2 separate regions of the Mus musculus genome follow, and region 2 is linked to region 1. The links are chromatin loops, found by intact Hi-C in ENCODE. Cell type or tissue: heart. All regions are shown on one strand. Region 1 has its middle 5.1 kb from the start of Cstad. Region 2 holds the start of Ier5l (immediate early response 5-like).

Region 1 (5,000 bases):
GCAAGAAAACTCCGCCTCCGTGGGAAGTTGTGGGTCTTGGGCAACGAGTTCCAGCCTCTGTGCCTCTGTCTCCTGCTCTATACCGTAATGTGGTGAGGTAAAACTCATTACCTGGTGCCAGGAGCCATCAGCTCTTGGAGCAGAGCCTGATAGTGGGTGGGCTCTGTATTCATGCTCTGTCAGTAAATCAGGTTCACTGTCACACCCTGCTCTTATGAGCATCCATCCATCCTGTAGACTATAGAAGCTGTTTTAACATTTTTGCCACACATTCACCTCAGCTCCTGAGGCTTGCCCTTTTCTCCTCAGGGAGAAGGTCGCCTGAGGACACTGCAGGTGGGCTAACCATAGGAACCTACTGAAACTCTGGCTGGGGCTTCTGGGAGCAGGACTGGCTTCTAGCCAGTATGGGTGGCAACTGTAGGAGACCCTTGTGATGGAGGGGAGAGACAGAGAGCAATGGAGCCATGTCTGTCAGGCCCCTCCCCCTCCCTGAGAACAACCAGTCAAGGAGGGGTGTGTGTGTGTGTGTGTGTGTGTCCAGTGCTGAGCTCAGGGTTCTGACAGCCTCAGTTGCTCCTGAGCAGGGGGAATCCACACCCCTATTGGTCCACCGCAACTGAGCTGTCTCTCCCACCCAATCTTCTGAAGAATTAAAGTCTCCAGTATAGTGTGATGATCTCATACTTTCAATTCCTGGCGCTTGGGAAACAGAGGCAGGCGAATCTCTGTGAGTTCCAGACCAGCTTGGTCTACAGTGCCAGTTCCAGGACAGCCAGGACTACACTGAGAAATCCTGTCTCAAAAACAAAACAAAACAAAACAAAACAAAACAAAAAACAAACAAACAAACAAACAAAAACCAAACCAAAACAACAACAACAAAACAAAAACAGAGAGAGAGAGAGAAAGAAGGGAGGGGGAGACTGCAGCCCACAGCTCCACAGGTGCACCTGCAGCCACAATGGCAACGTGGTCAGGTAAATGAGTTGGGGACAATGGACAGTCCTGCCTTAGAGCTTTGAGCTAACACCAATGAGCTGTGCAGGCCTCACATCCCATTCTTGTGAGCACACAGGGGCTTGACCTGGTCAGGGTGTGTTTGTAAAGGTCTCTCTCTCCAGGGAGTGGGCTTCAACCCATCACAATCCCTGCACTCCCTCCTCCCAAGCTCCACCTCAGTGTGCACTGTGGACTCTTGGGAAGCGGCTGCTTGACTCTGATGGAGCCTGAGTCTCCAGCCGGCTGCTATCCACCAGCAGGGAAACTCAGGACCCTTCCTAAGGTCTCACAACCGGCTGGGTCTGGCCTACACAGGTTGTCCACAGTGACCTCCAACCTCAGGTGCTCAGAACCCACCTATCACATCACCAACGAATCGTTGGGGTAATGTGGAAGCTAGGGTTTGACTGAAGAATTGGGTGCCATAGCCTCCCCAGGCTGGAATAGGAGATATGCCTTCACCCACCCTCTTCCCTGGACAGAGTCAGCCTTGTCGTTTTGCCCTTGCAGGGTTTGGAGAGGCCTCTCAGGCCCCACTGCATTTGCTCACTCCACCCCCACCCCAACCCCCACCCCCACCCTGCTGGAAAGTAAGGAGCTCTGGCCAGGACCCTCAGCCCTTGGCTCTGTTCCTCCTCCAGCTGTGGATGTCTGGCCTGTGACACTCTGAACTGGTCTGACAGCTCCACACAAACAAACTCGCTTAGGGTGAGGTGGCCAGCCTGCCTCACAGTCTCTAGGAGCACAGAGGTTCCCACGCAGCTGCGGAGCCCAGAACCTGGGTTCCAGGTAGGCAAGACCCACTAGTCAAGATCCTCTCTCCCTGGGTCCTTGGCTGGATCTCAGCTGGACTCCCTGGTGGCCGTGGCCATGGCCATGGCCATGGACTGCAGGGAAGCAGCCTGTGGTTCCTTGGCTTTGATTGCACAACCCTGATGCTGGAGGCCAGAGCAGACATCTGCTCTTGAGGACAGTCCAGCACCTATACCCCCCTTCCTGGCAAAAGCCCCTCTGATTACCCAATGGGGAACTTCCCAATATGTACAGCCTGGGAGGGGTCCTGCATATCCAGATGCTCTGGCTGTCCTTGCTAAGGAGCTAGCCCGGAGCTATGCCTTGTCAGCAGCCGTTCCCTGAGATTCCTTGTCTCGATGGATGGTGCCTGAGTCTTGCCTCTCTATCCCTCTTTTCTTCTTTCTCCGCGTGCCCCCTTCACTGGCAATGAAACCCTTCCCTGAGAAAGGTAAAGAGATCCTTTTCTCAGAAGAGCAGACACACAGCTGGTTAGATTCTAGTGCTAAGCCTGCTCTGCCTCACTAGAGGTGTGGCCCTGGACAGGATGCCCATCTCTGGGCCTCATTTGCACATTTGCACCTCAGAGCTTGTCCCTCCATGATGACCCATCAGCACTGCCTATAGCCCATGCCTGCTTTGAACGTTAAGGCCACAGTAGATAGGAATGTCCACTGCCCAGGGCCTTTCTGCCCTGACCCCAGAGATCTGTGATAGGGTTAGTGGAAGAGACCAGCTGAGTGTGCCTTGGCGACTTCCTGTAATGTGCTAGGCTCATGGGGATCAGAATTCTATTCCCCAGTCTGCCAAAGGCCAGCACAGCGGTGACTTCATAGCATAGCTGTCTCCTCTAGAAGCCAGAGGACTTCATACTTGTTGATTTTTATTTTCCTTTAGCAGGAATAGAGATGGAACCTAGGGCCTCGAACACACTAGGCAGGCACTCCCAAGCTAAGTTACACTCAAACATTAAGATTTGTTACATTTGTGTGCATGCGCTGTGTGTGTATGTGTGTGTGTGTGTGTGTGTGTGTGTGTGTGTGTGTGTGTGTGTACTAAGGCAATCAAGTTTAGAAGTTAGAGGACAACCTGGGGTAATGTGTATTGCCCTCCATCAGTCTTGGGGACTGAGCCGATGCTTGGCGCACCTTTATCCGGGGCCACTTGGCCAGATGAAAACCTTTTAGATAGAATCTAAGTTGCCCAAAGGGGCCTTGAAATTGTGAGGCTGGGGTTACAGGCTTGTGCCACCAGGCCTGGCTCTTTCATATAATTTTATTAAAAGTTTTGTCTGAATCTCAGCACTCAGGAGGCAGAGGCAGGTGGATTTCTGAGCTCAAGGCCAGCCTGGTCTACAGAGTGAGTTCCAGGACAGCCAGGACTACACAGAGAAACCCTGTCTCGAAAAACCAAAGAAATAACAACAGCAACAACAACAACAACAACAAAAAACAAAACCAAAAACCCAAAAAACAAACAAACAAAAAAGTTTTGTCTGTGGTCGGGTGTGGTGGTGCATACCATTAGTCCCAGCACTCTGGAGGCAGAGGCAGGGGGATCTTTGTCAGTTTGAGTCCAGCCTGATCTGCAGAGCAAGTTCTGGGATACCCAGGGGTAGGGAGAGAAACCCTGTCTTCCAAAGCCACAAACCCTCAGTTGTCTGGAACCGTCATTGGTCCCCTCACTCAGGTTCCACGATCCTGGAGTGGAGGAATAGAATTCTGATCCCCATTTCAGATCATGCACTCCAAGAGAACAGCATCTACAATAGAAATGTCAGTGTGTTCCCTAAGCTCTGGGTCATGGCTTTACTGGGGGAAATGTAACTGGACTACATTTCCCAGCAGTCTTTGCATCTAGGCGTAACCACATGTCTGAGCTCTGACCAATGGAGTGGGTCAGGGAGGGAAGTGTCTCATCCGTCCCATTTTATCCAGGAAATAAACATCCTTCCATGCTCTCCACAGTTTTTTTTTTCCTCCTATGCAGCATTGTAGATATTACAGCTACTGTCAGTCCCTAAGAACGGCAGAGCCACCAGGAGTTAGGTCTTTTCCCTGCCAGTCCATAGCTACTGTAACCAGAGCTACAGATGTGCTTTTGTTTGGAGTTTGTCTTAGGTTATTTTCCTATTGCTGTGATAAAGTACACTGGCAAAGGGAATTTAAGCCTGGTATTAGAAGCCTGTCCACGAATCTGTAGCTGGGAGTTTATGGGACTCAGTGAGAAGCCACTACACTGTTTACCAAAATGGATACAGTATTAAACTGCCTTCATCAGCGAAGCTTCTCTCAGCAGACAATAGTTATTGAAAGTCATGACTGGTCAAAGTGCAGGGAATGGTTGACACTAAATAGAACATCTATCACACACACACACACACACACACACACACACACCCATGCATGAATATACAACGCATGCCTGCACTTAAATGTTGGAAGAAAGTTTTCATGGGAGAACAGTGGAGGGAGGGAGGGTAGTGGGGATGAAAAGGATTAAAATTCATGATACACAAATATAAAATTGACAAAGAATAAAAAGTAACCTAAAACTACGTTCTTTTAAAAGGCAACCTAACAGAGAAAGGTGTTTCAGCTCACAGTTCAAGGTACAGTCCATTAGAGTGTCAGAAGCCGCTGGTCCCATCTTTTCCATAAGCTAGTGTACAAATCCCCTTTCCCCATTGCATACAGTCCAGGAACCCAGAGAGAGGGGGTTCTATCCACAAAGAAGTGAGTCCTCCCATCTCAGTCAACAGGATCACGATATCCCCCTGAAGCCACTTCCCCCACAGGATTCTTTATCTTGTCATGTTGCCAATTAACACCAATCATTACAGGGTTATTTGTTATAGCCATTGCCGCTAACAAAGCATCTCCATTGTCTCTACCCAAGGACGGTTGTGTTATTTTTGTTTGTTTTGTTTTGTTTTGTTTTGTAGAAGAAATTTAGTGTAGGCTCCCTGAAAGCTAGCAGGCTGCTCTACCGTCATCCTGAGATGGCCCACCTCTGGTCCTGGTCTACACAAAAGGAAAGCCTGTTCCCCAGGGCTCTGATTTCTGACCAGGGACTTGCCCTCAGTCCTCCACTCCAGCTTGTCACAATGCTTTGCTCTGGTAGTTCCTAGCTGTATTTGGTCATCTTGTTTGATATATTTGGTTGTTGTCTGGGACCAAAAGACTGGCATCCCTGGAGGGCGGGGG
Region 2 (5,000 bases), 120 kb before region 1:
AGAACTTTGGAGGCCGCCCCCAGAGAGGAAATGTGACCGAAACGTCCCTTTTGGAGATAGAGTTTGCCTTTGTTTTTTTGCTCAGGGTTTCACAAGACCCGTTCCTCACCCCAGAAAGGCACTCAGGAGAGCGGAACGTCGGGCTTCCCGGCTCTTGACAACTGATTAGAATCGGCGTCCGGGGCCCCGCGCCCTCCTGCGTTGCGCCCCTGGCGCGCCCGGGCACCCAGCCTCGCCCCCGGCGGCCGGGCACCTCCTCCGGGCAGCAGCCCTGCCTCACGTGGCAGGCTCCTCGCTAAACACCACTGCAATCAGTACAATAAAAAGGGGGGGAAAAGAGTAAGAGAAACACAAAGCATACTTAAATAGGCGCTTTTTCTCTGCAAAAATAAAGTCCAAGATTTTTAGATTTTTTTTTTTTATTTTACAATTTATAAAACATCAGCCTCTGCTCGTCCCCAGCTCAGCCCCGAGTGGCCAGGACCCGCTCGCTCCCTATCGCCCCTTGGCCGAGTCTTTGTCTGGCCCCAGCCCCGCGGGGCCCAGGGTCCCCATGCCCTCGGGGGTCCCTAGAAGGCGACAATGGCTCGAGTCCAGGCGCCGAGGCTGGCGAGCGCCTGCTTGGCGCACAGCTGCCCGTTGAGCGGCGGCGGCTGCTCCGAGGAGTCCGGCTGTCGGCTCACCAGCCCCGAGAAGCCCGAGCCAAAGATGGAGATCAAGTTTGAGATGTTGGACGCGTCCGGGGACGAGTCCGGGCAGAAGTCCTCGAAGCGGGCGCGCTTACAGGGGGCGAATGGGGTACCCCCGGGGGGCTCGGCTCCCAGGTCGCCCGCGTCCTCTTCGTCGTCCTCTTCCTCCTGGCCAGGGTAATACTTGCGCTTGCAACCAGCGGCGGACGCCAGACCGGGTCCCGGAGCGCCCTGGCCACAGCAGGGGCAGTGGGCGGAGGCGCAGCAGTCCTGGTGCAAGTAGCCGTTTTCTACCGTGGTCACCACGTGAGTGTCCAGGTCCAGCACGGTGGTCTGGCTGCTGCAGTGCACGCCGAAGTCCGAGGGGGCCGGGTACGCGCCCCGGTAGAAGCCAGTGGATGAGGAAGGGGCTGTAGAGGCGGGCGGAGAGGAGGCAGCGACGGTCGAAGGGGCAGCCCCCGGAAGCACCGAGGGCGCAGAGCAAGCGGCCGGGACGCGAGGGTCCCGCGGGCAGAGCGCGGCGGGCGCGGGCGGCGGCAGCGGCGCGGGACCCGGCTGCAGCGGCTCCAAGTGCTGCCCGCGGTGGGGCGCGCCGTGCGGCGGCTGGAGCGCAGCGCACCCGGGCAGCTCCGAGAGCGCCCCCGCGCAGCCCGCGGGCGCCCCGGCCACCGCCACCGGCGCCGCCGCCGTGCAGCCCCTGGGCGCCGGGTGTTGGTGTTGGTGCAGCTGCTGCTGGAGGTGCAGCTGGTGAAGCTGGTGGAGCTGGTGCAGCTGGTGCCGGGCAACCGGCTCGCGCGCCTCCGCGTCCCCGCCGCCGCCAAGTTGGAGCGGGCCGAAGTCGGCCGCGCTGGCCGGCATTCCGGGCGCCGCGTAAGCGAGGTGCTGGTGCTGGTGGTGGGGCGGCTGCTGTTGCTGCTGCTGCTGCTGGCGCCGGTAGAGCTCGGCGTAACGCTCGCTCAGGTAGAGCTGGCGCGCGTTGCGGAGCACGTAGGACACCAGGAGGTTCTTGTGCAGCTTGATGCCGCCGCGCTGGGTCCGGGAGCTGTGGATCTTGCGCAGGGAGATGCTGATCAGGCTCTGGGCGTCCAGGGCGCACTCCATGCTCCCGCGGAGACGCGGGCGGCGGAGCAGCCGCCTCTGGTGCTGCGAATGCTGCTCCTTGCGTGTGTCTCCAGTTGGTCGCCCGGGCGAGCCAGGCACAGGGAACCGAGCCCGGGTCGGCGGGTCGGCGACACTCCGAGAGAAGTCGCCACCATGCGTTGCGCGCCACCCGCAGGCTCACGCTCCCCAGACGGCGCCAAAGCAATGAGCCTCCGCCGGCCCCGGCCCCAACTATTTAGCTGGGCAGCAGCGCCCCGCCCCACTGTAGATTAGCCAATAGAAGCGTGTAGAGCCTTCCGACTGACAGCCACTGCCCTCCCCGGGACCACTTGACTGGCCAATCAGACCAAGGCGGTTCCTTTGTGCTATTCAAATAACGAACGGACCCCGGGCCTCCAACGCCGCCGTTGCCTCGAATGTTCTCCTGGGGCCGCGGCACCTCGTGGGACTAGGAGCCTCCGAGGTAGTCTCTCTCAGCTTTGGGTCGCCTCTTGGGAGCCACGTCGAAATTCGTAGCTTTCCTGGACGTGGCTCCTGCGAGCTGGGGGTCGGCTCACCTGAGCGCAGCGGAGATGGCTCCGCCCCCTTCCGCATGGTTGGGCCTCACCTGCGGCAGGTGCGCGCGGTTCCCCCGCTTCGAGCCACGCGGCGCCTCCTCTTTTCCACCTGCCACGGCCGGGGGCAACCTGGGCGAGCTGAGCCTTCTTCCAAGAAAAGCTGAGTGGGGGGCGCACCTGAGAACTAGAGTGCTGTCTTGGAAGAGAGGGTTTGGGGCCTGATTACCTGATGTGTTAGCCCAGGGGCCTCTGGGAATGGTCACGGAAGGGCCTCTCTTTCTGTTTGACTCAAATCCCAGTGATTTTTGATCTCTAGTAGAGAAGCTTTGTGATCGTGAGACTGCCTGGGTGGGGGGTGGGGGTGGGGGTTTGGGCTATGAACCCGCCCCAAGCTTCCTCCTCTTTTGGGAGACCTCTTCTTTCCTGACTTAATATCAATGACAATAGAAGCCCTAAGTGCCTAGCTTGGATCTCTTACCAGAAAAGTCTGAATTTCTCCCTTTAAGGTTCTTGGAGGCCAAGCTTGAGACCGCTTGAGTGGAGCAACCTGTTAAGTTTTGGTCCTTACCCTGAGCCCCAGGAGTACCCAGGCCAAGGACTTCTCCACTTTTAGATTCTTATTCTGAGTTATCTACTGACCAATTGAGGACAGAGAGCAGAAAAGAGAGAAGATGCCTGAGAGTCCCCTTGTACTGAGAAGCTTAAAGAGAGTAAGAGGGCAAGGGTGGGTGTGGGGGGCCCAAGATGCCAGCCGCAAGCCTCATCCACCGCGTTTAAGGTTCCTTTTAGTACTTAGGTCAGAAAATTGGCCCAGGCAGAGTCCAGGGCTGGGCCCTTGAGTGGGACTGGGGGATGGGGGGGGGGGAGTGGGGCTCTTCTGAAACCCTCTGTCTTTGGACCCTCTCAGCAACTCTGCCCCTTGGCCAATGTCTCAAGAAAACCACTCACCAATTGTTTCTGTAAGTGGTGGCAAGTGTCAAAAGCGGGGGACAGTTTGCTCAGGTTTTCAGATGAGGAGGCGTAGTCACTAGCTCCAAAGAGGCTTTGTCTAAGACCACAGGCTCTGGGCACAGTGCTCTGCTCCGTCCGCACCATCTGGGGACATGTAACTGTTAGAACAGCTCTTCTCACCCTGTGTCAGCAAGGCCAGGATTACGTTGTGGGGCTGAGGCTGGAACCTCAGAACAAGCACACGTGGTGGCATTGGGGATGTAACCTCATGCATCCTGGGGGTATAAAGCCGTATCTCTGCCCACCTGAATATCTCAGAAGCTTACAGGTTCAGGAAGGGAGCGGGATGCTCCTACAGCCAGGAGGACTGAGCTGGAACTGGGGGAGTCTGCGGCTCACAATGGATGCTGTCTTTTCCCAGTATTTAGTGAAGAAACTTGAGACTTGAAAGAGGTGGTGGCGGGATTTGAACCGAGTTCTGTAGGTGCCTGGAAATATGTTAGTGGGGCCGAGTACACTTCCTCAGGCCTAGCTCCTGATGAATGATGTAATGCCCCTGCCCCATCCATCCATCCATCCATCCACCCATCTATTTATTTATTTTTTCCAAGTGCCCCAGGACCAGAGTTCTCCAGAGCTCCTGTGGAGGCAAATATCATTCTTGGTTCCATACATTCATAGTCATTCTTAGCGCTGTGACATAGAAGATAGCTCTAAGGACCAGCCTGGGAATCAGAGTGGGAATAGAAGTGGGTGGTGGACTAGGAAATCAGGTCCCTCTTTTGGGCTTGGTATTCCCCCCTCCCCCATCCCTTCCCCAGCCACCACTAAAGGTGAAGTTCTTTTCAGTGGGAATGATGAAGTCTCACGCTCTGAGGCAGTTGAGCCACCACTGAGCCACACCCCCAGGTACCAAGGTGAGTGTTGAACTAACTCTAAGGCCCTTTCACTTGTGTGTGTGATTATGTGTGTGTGAGCACTGGGGATGGGATTGGTGAGGGGTGCAGACAGGCAAAGTGTGGCCACTTTGGGGGGGCTCTGTGTAGCCCCATGGGGGGGGGAATCTTCTTTGCAGCCTGTTCTCAGTCTTCCTTCCTTCTCAAGTGCGGGCTCTGGGGTCAGCAAGCTGAGCAGTTGTTTGGCTTAATAAAACCCCTTGATCTTTTTTGAGGTAGCTTTGGGCAGGGGAGCTGCTGCAGATGTTTCAGAAAACCTCCCACTGAAGGAGGCAAAGGACAAAGGACAGCTGAACTATGTGTGTGTGTGTGTGTGTGGCATGTCCTGGGGGAGGTGTGGCTGTGGGGGGGCACCTGGTAAGGATTTATAAATATGGATGGAGTGGGGTCAGCTGCATTCAGACCTCTGCTTGTGCACACAATGATTTGGCAGAATGCTACAGAGACCATTCAAGACTCTGTGTGTGTGTGTGTGTGTGTGTGTGTGTGTGTGTACATATGTGTGTGCACACGTGTGCTTCTGTGTGCATGCATGTATTCCTGTGAATGAGCAGGGCCCTCAGCCACCACCTTGTAGAGGGGAGCAGTGCACGAGGCAAGGTTTCTAGAGATCACCTGAGTGAGGTTGGGGTGCTCGCCTTTCTTCCTTGCCAACACAGGTAGATTACATCTGGTCTGAGTAACCATTCCCTAGAGGAAGTTAATTAATGCCTCAATATTTACCAAGTGTCTGCTGGGATGGCGGC

Evidence for each region. A loop is a pair of places that touch in the nucleus more often than their neighbours do. Peaks named below come from ENCODE experiments on the same cell type or tissue, not always from the same donor. Only the 100,000 strongest peaks of a DNase experiment are listed, where the experiment ranks them.
Region 2: it touches region 1 in a loop (4-fold over the local background); 18 of 42 quality-filtered maps call a loop at or near these places.

Annotation. Positions count from the first base shown.
Region 1 is chr2:30,587,410-30,592,409 of GRCm38, forward strand. No RefSeq gene overlaps it. Among named protein-coding and RNA genes, the nearest start is that of Cstad, 5.1 kb to the right of the region's middle. In heart, no CTCF peak of the experiment used is centred here; DNase peaks (open chromatin) are centred at 462, 2,042, 2,552 and 3,672; H3K4me3 peaks cover 613 bases; H3K27ac peaks cover 2,365 bases.
Region 2 is chr2:30,472,222-30,477,221 of GRCm38, forward strand. It overlaps Ier5l (immediate early response 5-like), which reads right to left and starts at 1,978. Exons shown (of 1, transcript NM_030244.3): 1 at 410-1,978. The coding sequence starts at 1,790. The coding sequence ends at 570. Gm31291 (a long non-coding RNA gene) reads left to right here and starts at 2,087. Exons shown (of 7, transcript XR_003954013.1): 1 at 2,087-2,253; 2 at 2,854-3,057; 3 at 4,148-4,215. In heart, CTCF peaks have their summits at 219 and 2,010; DNase peaks (open chromatin) are centred at 810, 2,050 and 3,480; H3K4me3 peaks cover 2,879 bases; H3K27ac peaks cover 2,821 bases; H3K27me3 peaks cover 1,709 bases.